Regions from separate parts of the Homo sapiens genome. Here region 2 is linked to region 1. Evidence: chromatin contacts called from ENCODE Hi-C or POLR2A ChIA-PET data. All regions are on one chromosome and are shown on one strand. Each heading gives the region's core, a stretch centred on a gene start or an enhancer-like site at or near the end of the contact. The rest is flanking DNA. Distances are from core to core; before and after follow the strand shown. Region 1 overlaps NCOA1 (nuclear receptor coactivator 1). Region 2 overlaps NCOA1 (nuclear receptor coactivator 1).

Region 1 (4,471 bases), core at 648-3,147:
ATGGGACTGAATATATCTATGCATATTTAAACCTCAAAATCCATGTTGAAAAAGTATACTATAGAAAATATATACAGTATTACATAAATTATGTAAATGTAATATTCTATATTGCTCAGATACCTGTGTGTGTATATATATAAAATACACACATAATTATTAAAAATAGATTAAAATACTGCAGACAAATCAATTGTTAATATTGTATTACTTTTAAACAGGATTATGCAAATATGATAACATATTAACAAAATAATAATATGATAAAATATTATCAATTACATTCTGTTGTATGATATAGTGTCTTCGCCTATATTCTTTTATATATTTAAAAAATTTCCCCAAACAAAAAATTAAATGTAAAAGATATTTATTCTTAGCTTTTCCTTTAAGGACTGATTTTATACACAGATAAAACAAGAGCATTAATTTTTGACACACTTCTAGATTGCATCTTGATCTCAACCTTCCTCCCAGCATCTGGACACTTACTTGTGATTATGAGTACTCAGGTTATTGTCTCTCTCTGACAGCTCTCTGAGCTGAGTAAGATAAATAGTCACTTTTCTTTCTCGAGCCTGGAGCCCTGGCATTCTCCTGTTAAAATCCTCCTTTTTTTCCTCCCATGAGAGAAAGCAGCATGTAATCCAAGGACAGAAGAGTCTTCTGTAGCTTTACTCTCTAGATCAGTGATTATCAACTAGAGGTGATTTTGTTTCCCCTGGCCCCAGGGGACATTTGGCAATGTTTGGAGACATTTTTGGTTGTCACAACTAAGATGCTACTGACATTTGGTGTGTAGAAGCAGGGATACTGCTAAACATCCTACAAAATACAGGACAGCTCCCCCACAACAAAAAATTATCTGACACGAAATGTCAATAGTGTGGAGTTTGAAAAACTTTCCTCTAAATCCTAGAAGATGAGTGGAATAAAATCTCCACTCATTCTAGGAAGCTGCTCTCAGGTAGGAAGCTAGCTGCTCTTTTAACCTAATATTAAATGAGCAGCTAGGGTATGTATCTGCAGAAAAACATATTTTTCAAATGTGGTATATTCATGTAATGCAATACTAATCAAAAGTTAATAGGACTGAATATAACTATGCATATTTAAATTTATCTGGCATTTGAGGTTTCTTCTCTATCTGGCATTTGTGAGGGTCTCCTTAGCATTAGGTTCCTTTTAGCCTGTTCAAGGTGGTCATATTCCTTATAACAAACCAAATATTTAACTACACAATCATTTTTTAAAATCCTGATATTTCTTAGCTCCATTAATGCCATAATGTTCTAAGATAGCAATTAAAGGTGTATAATAGATTTATATATTCATTTGACAAATCTTTACTGTGTTCTTACTATATATAAGCCACACACTGTTTTAGGAACTAAGGATACAATGATGAGCAAGAACAAACAAGGTCCTTTACCAAGTGGCAGCTTAGAGTCTAGCGGGGAAGCCAGAAATTCATGAAATAATCACACTAGTAAAAATCTGCAATTATGGATCATGGCTATAAAAACATCTGAGACAGATACATGAATGGAGGAACTTGATCTAACAGTTATGGAAGGAAGAGAAGGCTCTCTTTAAGTATGTAATGACTAAGCTGGCATCTGAAGGATGAGTAGGTGTTAACTAAAGGAAATCAAGAGGAAGCAAGCTGGATTGAGGGAGAAACATGTGCAAAGACCCTGGGGGAAGGAAGACAACATGGTGAGTATGAAAGACTCAAAGAAAGCCACTGAACTTGGAGTAGATTAAACAAAAGCTCTGAAGTGGCAGTGAAAGTAATAAAGCAGCTCTGCCAAAAATAGACTAAGAGGAGTGTTCCTACCTTGATGCCAGTGTGTCACATGGCGATCCTTTCCTCTTATGTGAGTCTGGGTTAGCAGGGTCGGATGAACTGTCCCCGAGGCCACTCATGTTGAAAAACTTCACACCTAAACAGGAAGGACAACAGTAAGAAATCTACCCTTATGACCTTTCCAACCAAATAAAGGTAGGGAAGCTCCCCTCTGTTAGAAAATTTCTAAAAATTGTGCTATATCAATGAATAGATAATTACAGCCATCATAAAAACATGAAGATCTACATAAAAGTACAGAGGTCATCAGATAGTGTTTCTATACTTTCTTTTCTACATCTGTAAAATAAAATTAATAATCCTTTGTGAAATTGTTACAACCAATTAGGATGAAAACATGGTTAGAATAATTAAATAGATACTGAGATTTTTTTTTCCAAAGAGAAAATAATCATTTTCACGTGTAAATGTAGAAGCCGAATGTTGAACTGGAGTCAGAGAAATTATTCTTTGCATTTATTATTTAGAAGCTGCTTTTCAAAAGAATTTAAAATAACTTTCACTCATAAGGTTTGGGATTTTATATTGATAGGAAGATAAATAGTACATACATAATTAAGTTAAAGTGATAAACTAGATTTAGATTTTGAATTGTACGCTGTGAGTTCTATACTCCTAACCTTTTGTTTATGTAGTCAGGCAACAAAGATCAAATGTTTAGTCTATGTTAGGATCTTGGTATAGATCCCAGAGAACACAAAGTCATTCCGCCTAGCACACCAGCCAGGTCTCTCACATGTTGCACCAGTTAGCAACTGCACTTAAAGATCCCTGCTGATCTGTCCCTCATCAACCATTATTCTCCATATAATCCCTAATGAAACTCAGAATCCTATCCTTGGTCTTACAATCATCACTACCTTTTGGATTTTATTAGTGCCAAACAACACACTTCACCATTCTCTTTTACTCCATCTACCCTTATAAAAGGAAAGAAAATTCTTGTTAAATGGGAGAACCTTTAGCTTTTCCTTAAATTCTAAATTATTAAACTACAGCACTGTATGTTAGCAGCCATACTGAAAAACTTTATTATAAAGAATGCTGAGAATCTCTCACATGGCTTTAACTGGTATGTCTGAGTAAACCCTTTTCTCTAGTCTTAAAACTGACTCTGCTTCTAGCCCTTTTCTGAAGATTAATGACTGTCATATTTTTTGGTGTACAAATAATCCCTAACATTTTAATCATGAACTTATTATTTCATGCAACCAAAAAGGCACATTTTCAATTTCTCCATATTAGAAGTGCTATTTATGAAAATTTCCAACTCTTAGGATCATAATTTTACAATTTTTTATTCTTCTCTTTTACTCATTTCTAACTGGCATTCAGATCCTGCTAATTTTTCCTTAACAAGATTGTCTCTTCCTTCTTCATTCCCAGATACAGTTATAATCCTCATTTGGAACCAAATACCTAATTGTAGATTAATGCAAGATCCTTTAATCTTGCTTCTCAATTCTAGTCATTCTCACTTCTAATCTGTCCTATAAACAGCAGCAAAAGCATCCCTGCTTAAGTATCATTTTCAAGGTCTCATTTCCCTGATAAGGAGTCAACTAGATTTGCCTACTGCAACATGGTAGTTAAAAGGATGGGCTTCCGTGCCGGGAAGAAATGAAGAGAAAAGGGAACTCGTATACATTTTTAGTGGGAATGTAAATTAGCGTAGCCATTTGGAAAAGAGCATGGAGGTTCTTCAAAAAACTAAAAATAGAACTACTATATATCTGATACAGCAATCCTACAAATATGCATATGTCCAAAGGAAATGAAATCAGTATGTTGAAGAGATATGTGCACTCCAATATTTATGTGGCAGTATTCACAATAAGCCAACATATGAAATCAACCTAAGTGTCCATCAACAGATATATGGGTAAAGAAAATGTGGTATATATACACAGTGAAATATACCAGACAGCCACAAAAAAGAATGAAATCTTGTTATTCATGGCAACATGGACAAACTTGGAGGGCATCATGCTAGGTGAAATAAGCCAGCCACAGGACAAACACTGCATATTCTCACTCATGTGTAAACTAAAGAAGTTAATCTCATAGAAGTAGATAGCAGAATAGTGGTTACTAGAGGCTGGGAAGGATGTGAGGAGGAGAGGATAGCCAGAGGTTGTTTAACAGATCCAAAAGTATAGCTAAATATGAGAAATTAGTTCTAGTGTTCTATAGCATTGTAGGTAACTATAATTAACAACAATTTATTTTCGAATAGCAAAAAGAGTAGATTTTGAATGTTCCCAATGCGAAGAAATGAAAAATGATTGACGTGAGGGACATGCTAATTACTCTGATTTGATCACACACATTGTACACATGTATCAAAGTATCACACTGTACCCTATAAATATGTTCAATTATTATGCAACAATTAAAAATAATAATAAAAGCAAAAACAAAACAAAACAAAAAACCAGCATGGGCTTTGGGGCCAGAAAAACTTTGTTTAAATCCTGGATTAAACACTACCTGCCTGTCCTTGGGCAAAGTCTCTCTATAAACCTATTTCCTTCTCATGTATTTCTTGTCTCAGTTGGTACACTGCAGTCATTCTAGCCTCTTCTCTCATATCCTGCATGC
Region 2 (4,372 bases), core at 503-3,002, 45 kb after region 1:
GGAAGACTGTAAAGATGGTAGGTTAAGATTACATGCTCTGGAATCAGAATGACTACTTGGATTCAAATAACAATTCTGCTACCCACTAGCTATATAAACTTGAATAATTCAATTTCTCTGTGCTTTGATTTGCTAATCTCTAAAATGGGAATACAAGTGGTAGCTATAGGATTCTTGTGAATAATAAATGACAAGATATGTGAAGGACTTAGAATGGAGCCTAGCATATAACAATATTAATACTAACAGCTAGAATTAGTGCATGCTTACAATATATGTTACCTTATTTTCAATAAACACTAGCTGTTATTATTTAATTATCTAAGTTTACATGAAGAAATAACTTTTTCTATGTCAGTGGTTCTCAGACTTGCAGTGCATCAGAATTATCTAGGAGGCTTTTAAACATACCCACAGGCCCTGCACCCTAGAGATTCTGACATGTAGGTGTGGTTGGGCTTTAGAAACTATTCTTTTGAAAATTTTCCAAGAGGATTCCCACTGCCTGAGATATGAGAATATGCTGGGCTAGAGATCTTAAAACATTTCTATTTTAAACGTCTGATATAAAGAATGAAAATGGGCTAGGTGCAATGACTCATACCTGTAATCCCAGCACTTTGCAAGGCCGAGGCAGGCAGATCACTTGAGCCCAGGAGTTCAAGAGTAGCCTGAACAACATGACAAAACCCTGTCTCTCCAAACAAAACAAAACAAAAACAAAAAAGTAGCCAGGTGTGGTGGTGTATACCTATAGTCCCAGCTACACAGGAGGTTGAGGTGGGAGGATCCCCTGACCCCAGGTGGTTGAGGCTGCATGCAGTCAGCTGTGATCACACCACTGTACTCCAGCCTGGATAACAGAATGAAACCCCATAGCAAAAAAAAAAAAAAAAAAAAAAAAAAAAAAAAGAATGGAAATGAATCGATACAATAGGCAGAAAAGCAAGTAATAAAGCTTCCAGATACTCCTGGGGCATATATGAATCCTAGTAACCTAGGGTTGGAAAGGATTGAGAAAAAAGTTTAGGCCTCTGAAAGTCAGGTAAGACACTATCAGACAAAGACAGGGCCCAAGAAGGACAATAACACCAGGAAAAGGGTAAATTCAAACATTAAAAACACCTTCAAAGGCAAACATCAAAGAAAACCTCTTGGCCTTAGCAAAGACATCATGAGGATTTGGTGCCTGAATCATCTATGCTATGTGAATACTCCTAAAACTCAAAAGTCGGGGTGCAGCAGGACCTTCTCTGCTTCACACCCAGGCAGATCTCCAGGTAACTGGAGCACCCATTCACCGGGATCAGCAGGCTAAGCCAGCCCACTCTCCCCATGCCAAGACCATGGTAAAGCAGGGCACTCTCTGCCCCATTCCCGGGCATAGCTTCAGGCAGTCAGAGGACCCATTTGCATGGATTGCTAGCCTGAGACACCCCATCCTTCCTGTGTAGAGATTGTGGTACAGCAGGGCCCTCTGTACGCAGCACCCAGGCAGATCTCCAGGTACCTGGAGTACCCACTCTCCTGGATTAAGAGTTCAGGCCTCCACCCCTGCCTGTGTAGAGAACTTGGGGCCAAGGAGGTTTGCCAGCTCCATGCCTAGGACCACCTCTGGGTGCTTGGTGGCTGCCCATTGGCTTCTCCCTCAGTGTTAGTGATTGTGCCTGCCATCAGGGGACTGTAGGTGGCCTGGCCCCACTCATCTTGCTTCCCACTCCCCTGGGGCTGAGCAAGTAGCTCAGACCACTGTGCACTCCACGTATCAGCCCAATGCCTGAGGCAACAGAGAGCTTCTTCCTGTAAACAAGTATCAAGTGTATACCTAGTCACACTGGCTACAGCTGGCTAAGTGATCTTACCCGTAAGCGCCATCTACTGGCTTGTAGGTTGAACCCTACAGCCCAATATAAAATCTGCCCAAAGAAGTACATAGGCTATAGAAGCAAAGCCAAAAGATGCTACCCAGCATTCTCTACAATCATATCCCCTAGGGAGTTGGGGAATGGAAAGGGAAAGAAAAAAAAAATATTACAGGGACAGGAACAAAAAAAGAAAAAAATCCTACCTGCATGAAAATAATTACAAAAATCAAAAGTGCCAGTGTCTCCAGATGAGAAGGAACCAGTGCAAGAATTCTGGCCAAACGAAAAATCTGATCGTAGTGACACCACTCAATAATCACACTAGCTCTCCAGCAATGGCCCCTAACCAAAATGGAAACTCAGATATGACAGATAAAGAATTCAAAGCATGAATTACAAGGAAGCTCACTGGGATCCAAAAAAAGGTTGAAAATCAACACAAAGAAACTTCTAAATCATTCTAAGAAATGAAGGAAGCGGTAAATACTTTAAAAAGAAGTCAATCAGAACTTCTGGAATTGAAAACTCACTTAAGGAATTTCAAAATATTAGGGAAAGCTTTATCAATAGACTGGACCAAGCAGAAGAAAGAATTTCAGAGCTTGAAGACTGCCCTTTTGAACTGATCTAGTCAGACAAAAATAAAGAAAAAAGAATTCAAAAAAAAGGAACAAAGTCTTTAAGAAATATGGGATTATGTAAAGCAACCAAATTTACTAATTGCTGGCATTCCTGAGATGGAGAAAAAGCAAACAACCTGGAAAACACATTTGAGGGAATAATTCAAGAAAATTTCCCGAATCTTGCAAGAGAGGTAGACATTCAGATACAAGAAATTCAGAGAACACCTGTGAGATACTACACAAAACAAACATCAATAAGAAATATAATCACAAAACGATTCAAGGTCAAAGCTAATGAAAAAGTCTTAAAGGTAGTCAGAGAAAAAGGTCAGAGGAAATCCCATCAGGCTAGCAGTGGACTTCTCAGCAGAAACTGTATAAGATTGGGGGCCTATTTTCAGCATTCTTAAAGTAATTCCAACCAAGAATTTAATATCCTGCCAAACTAAGCTTCATAAGCAAAGAAGAAATAAAATCTTTTCCAGACAAGCAAGTGCTAGAGAATTCGTTACCACTAGACCAGCCTTAAAAGAGATCTTTAAGGGAATTCTAAACGTGGAAATGAAAGAAAAATAACCTTCTACCACAAAAACACAATTAAGCACACAGCTCACAGACCCTATAAAGCAACCACACAATAGAAACTACAGTGACTAGCTAACAACTTCACAATAGGATCAAAACCTCACATATCAATATTAACTGTGAATGTAAACGGTTTAAATGCCCCACTTAAAAGGCACAGAGATGAATTGGATTAAAAAAAAAAGACTCATCTATCTGTTGCCTTCAAGAGACCCATCCCGCACATAACAATACCCACGGGCTCAAAGTAAAGGGTTGGAGAAAGATCTATCATGTAAATGAAAAATAAAAAGGAGCAGGGGTTGCAAGTCTTACATCATATAAAACAGACTTTAAAATAACAGTAAAAAAAGAACAAAGAAGGACATTACATTACAATAAAGGGTTCAATTCAACAAAAAGACTTAACTATCCTAAATATAAACCCACTGGAGCACCAACTTCATAAAACAAAAAAGGGAATGCTTATACATTTTTAGTGGGAATGTAAATTACTTCACCCACTATGGGAAACGGTATGGAGGTTTCTCAAATAACTTACAACAGAACTACCATTTGGCCCAGCAAACTCAATACTAGGTACATATCCAAAAGAATATAAATTGTTATGCCAAAAAGACACATGTACTCTTACGTTCACTGCAGCACTCTTTACAATAGCAAAAACATGAAGTCAACCTAGATGCCCAACAGTAGATCAGACAAATTAAATGTGGTACACGTATACCACGAAATATTATGCAGCTGTAAAAGAAAATAAAATCATGCCACTTGCGACAACGTGGATGTAGGCCATTATTCTAAGCAAATTAACAAGGGAACAGAAAACCAAATACTGCATGTTCTCATTTATGAGTGGGAACTAAACACTGGGCACTCATGGACATAAAGATGGCAACAATAGACACTGGGACTAACAGAGCAGGGAGGGAGAGATGGGAGCAAGGGTTAAAAAATTAACTGTTGGGTACTATGCTCACTACCTGGGTGACAGGGTCATTCACACCCCAAACCTCAGCATCACACAATATACCCATGTAACAAACCTGTACATGTACTCCCTGAATCTAAAATAAAAGTTAAAAAATTTTTTAAAAGGGGAGAATTTCAAGTTAAAACCTATGTTCATAGACCCCTAACTCCAAGCACATAGTAGAAGGAAATAAAAAATCTTCCCTGGAGGAATGCACTGTGAACTCAAGTCTAAAGAGTTCCACAGTTACACAGGGTTCCAGTTAAAAAAAAGAAGTTCATGATTCAAAAAAAAAAAACCACAATAAATACAAGTAAATAAGGCAC

The links. A loop is a pair of places that touch in the nucleus more often than their neighbours do. ChIA-PET counts read pairs that join two places held with the same protein, here RNA polymerase II (POLR2A). Pooled maps may share reads with other maps.
Region 2: a loop to region 1 is called in a map of psoas muscle, with 9 times the contacts of the local background. The contact joins two enhancer-like sites. A Hi-C loop is called at or near these places in 4 of 168 maps with a recorded cell type or tissue (CD4-positive, alpha-beta T cell, gastrocnemius medialis, psoas muscle and 1 more), 1 of 37 single-sample maps with no recorded cell type and 2 of 50 pooled maps. POLR2A ChIA-PET finds 5 or more read pairs at or near these places in 5 of 52 experiments (A673, Caco-2, MCF 10A and 2 more).

Annotation. Positions count from the first base shown.
Region 1 is chr2:24,656,136-24,660,606 of GRCh38, reverse strand. It overlaps NCOA1 (nuclear receptor coactivator 1), which reads right to left. Exons shown (of 23, transcript NM_003743.5): 5 at 1,841-1,946. The coding sequence starts at 1,929. Among named protein-coding and RNA genes, the nearest start is that of PTRHD1, 140 kb to the left of the region's middle. Within about 2 kb of position 1,897, at least 3 of the 41 ENCODE cell types and tissues checked have a DNase peak (open chromatin) inside an H3K27ac peak, as active enhancers do; they include gastrocnemius medialis and psoas muscle, where a contact is called at or near this core.
Region 2 is chr2:24,610,740-24,615,111 of GRCh38, reverse strand. All of the region lies in intron 3 of NCOA1 (nuclear receptor coactivator 1), which reads right to left. Among named protein-coding and RNA genes, the nearest start is that of NCOA1, 120 kb to the right of the region's middle. RefSeq lists an enhancer at 1,717-1,766. Within about 2 kb of position 1,752, at least 5 of the 41 ENCODE cell types and tissues checked have a DNase peak (open chromatin) inside an H3K27ac peak, as active enhancers do; they include gastrocnemius medialis and psoas muscle, where a contact is called at or near this core.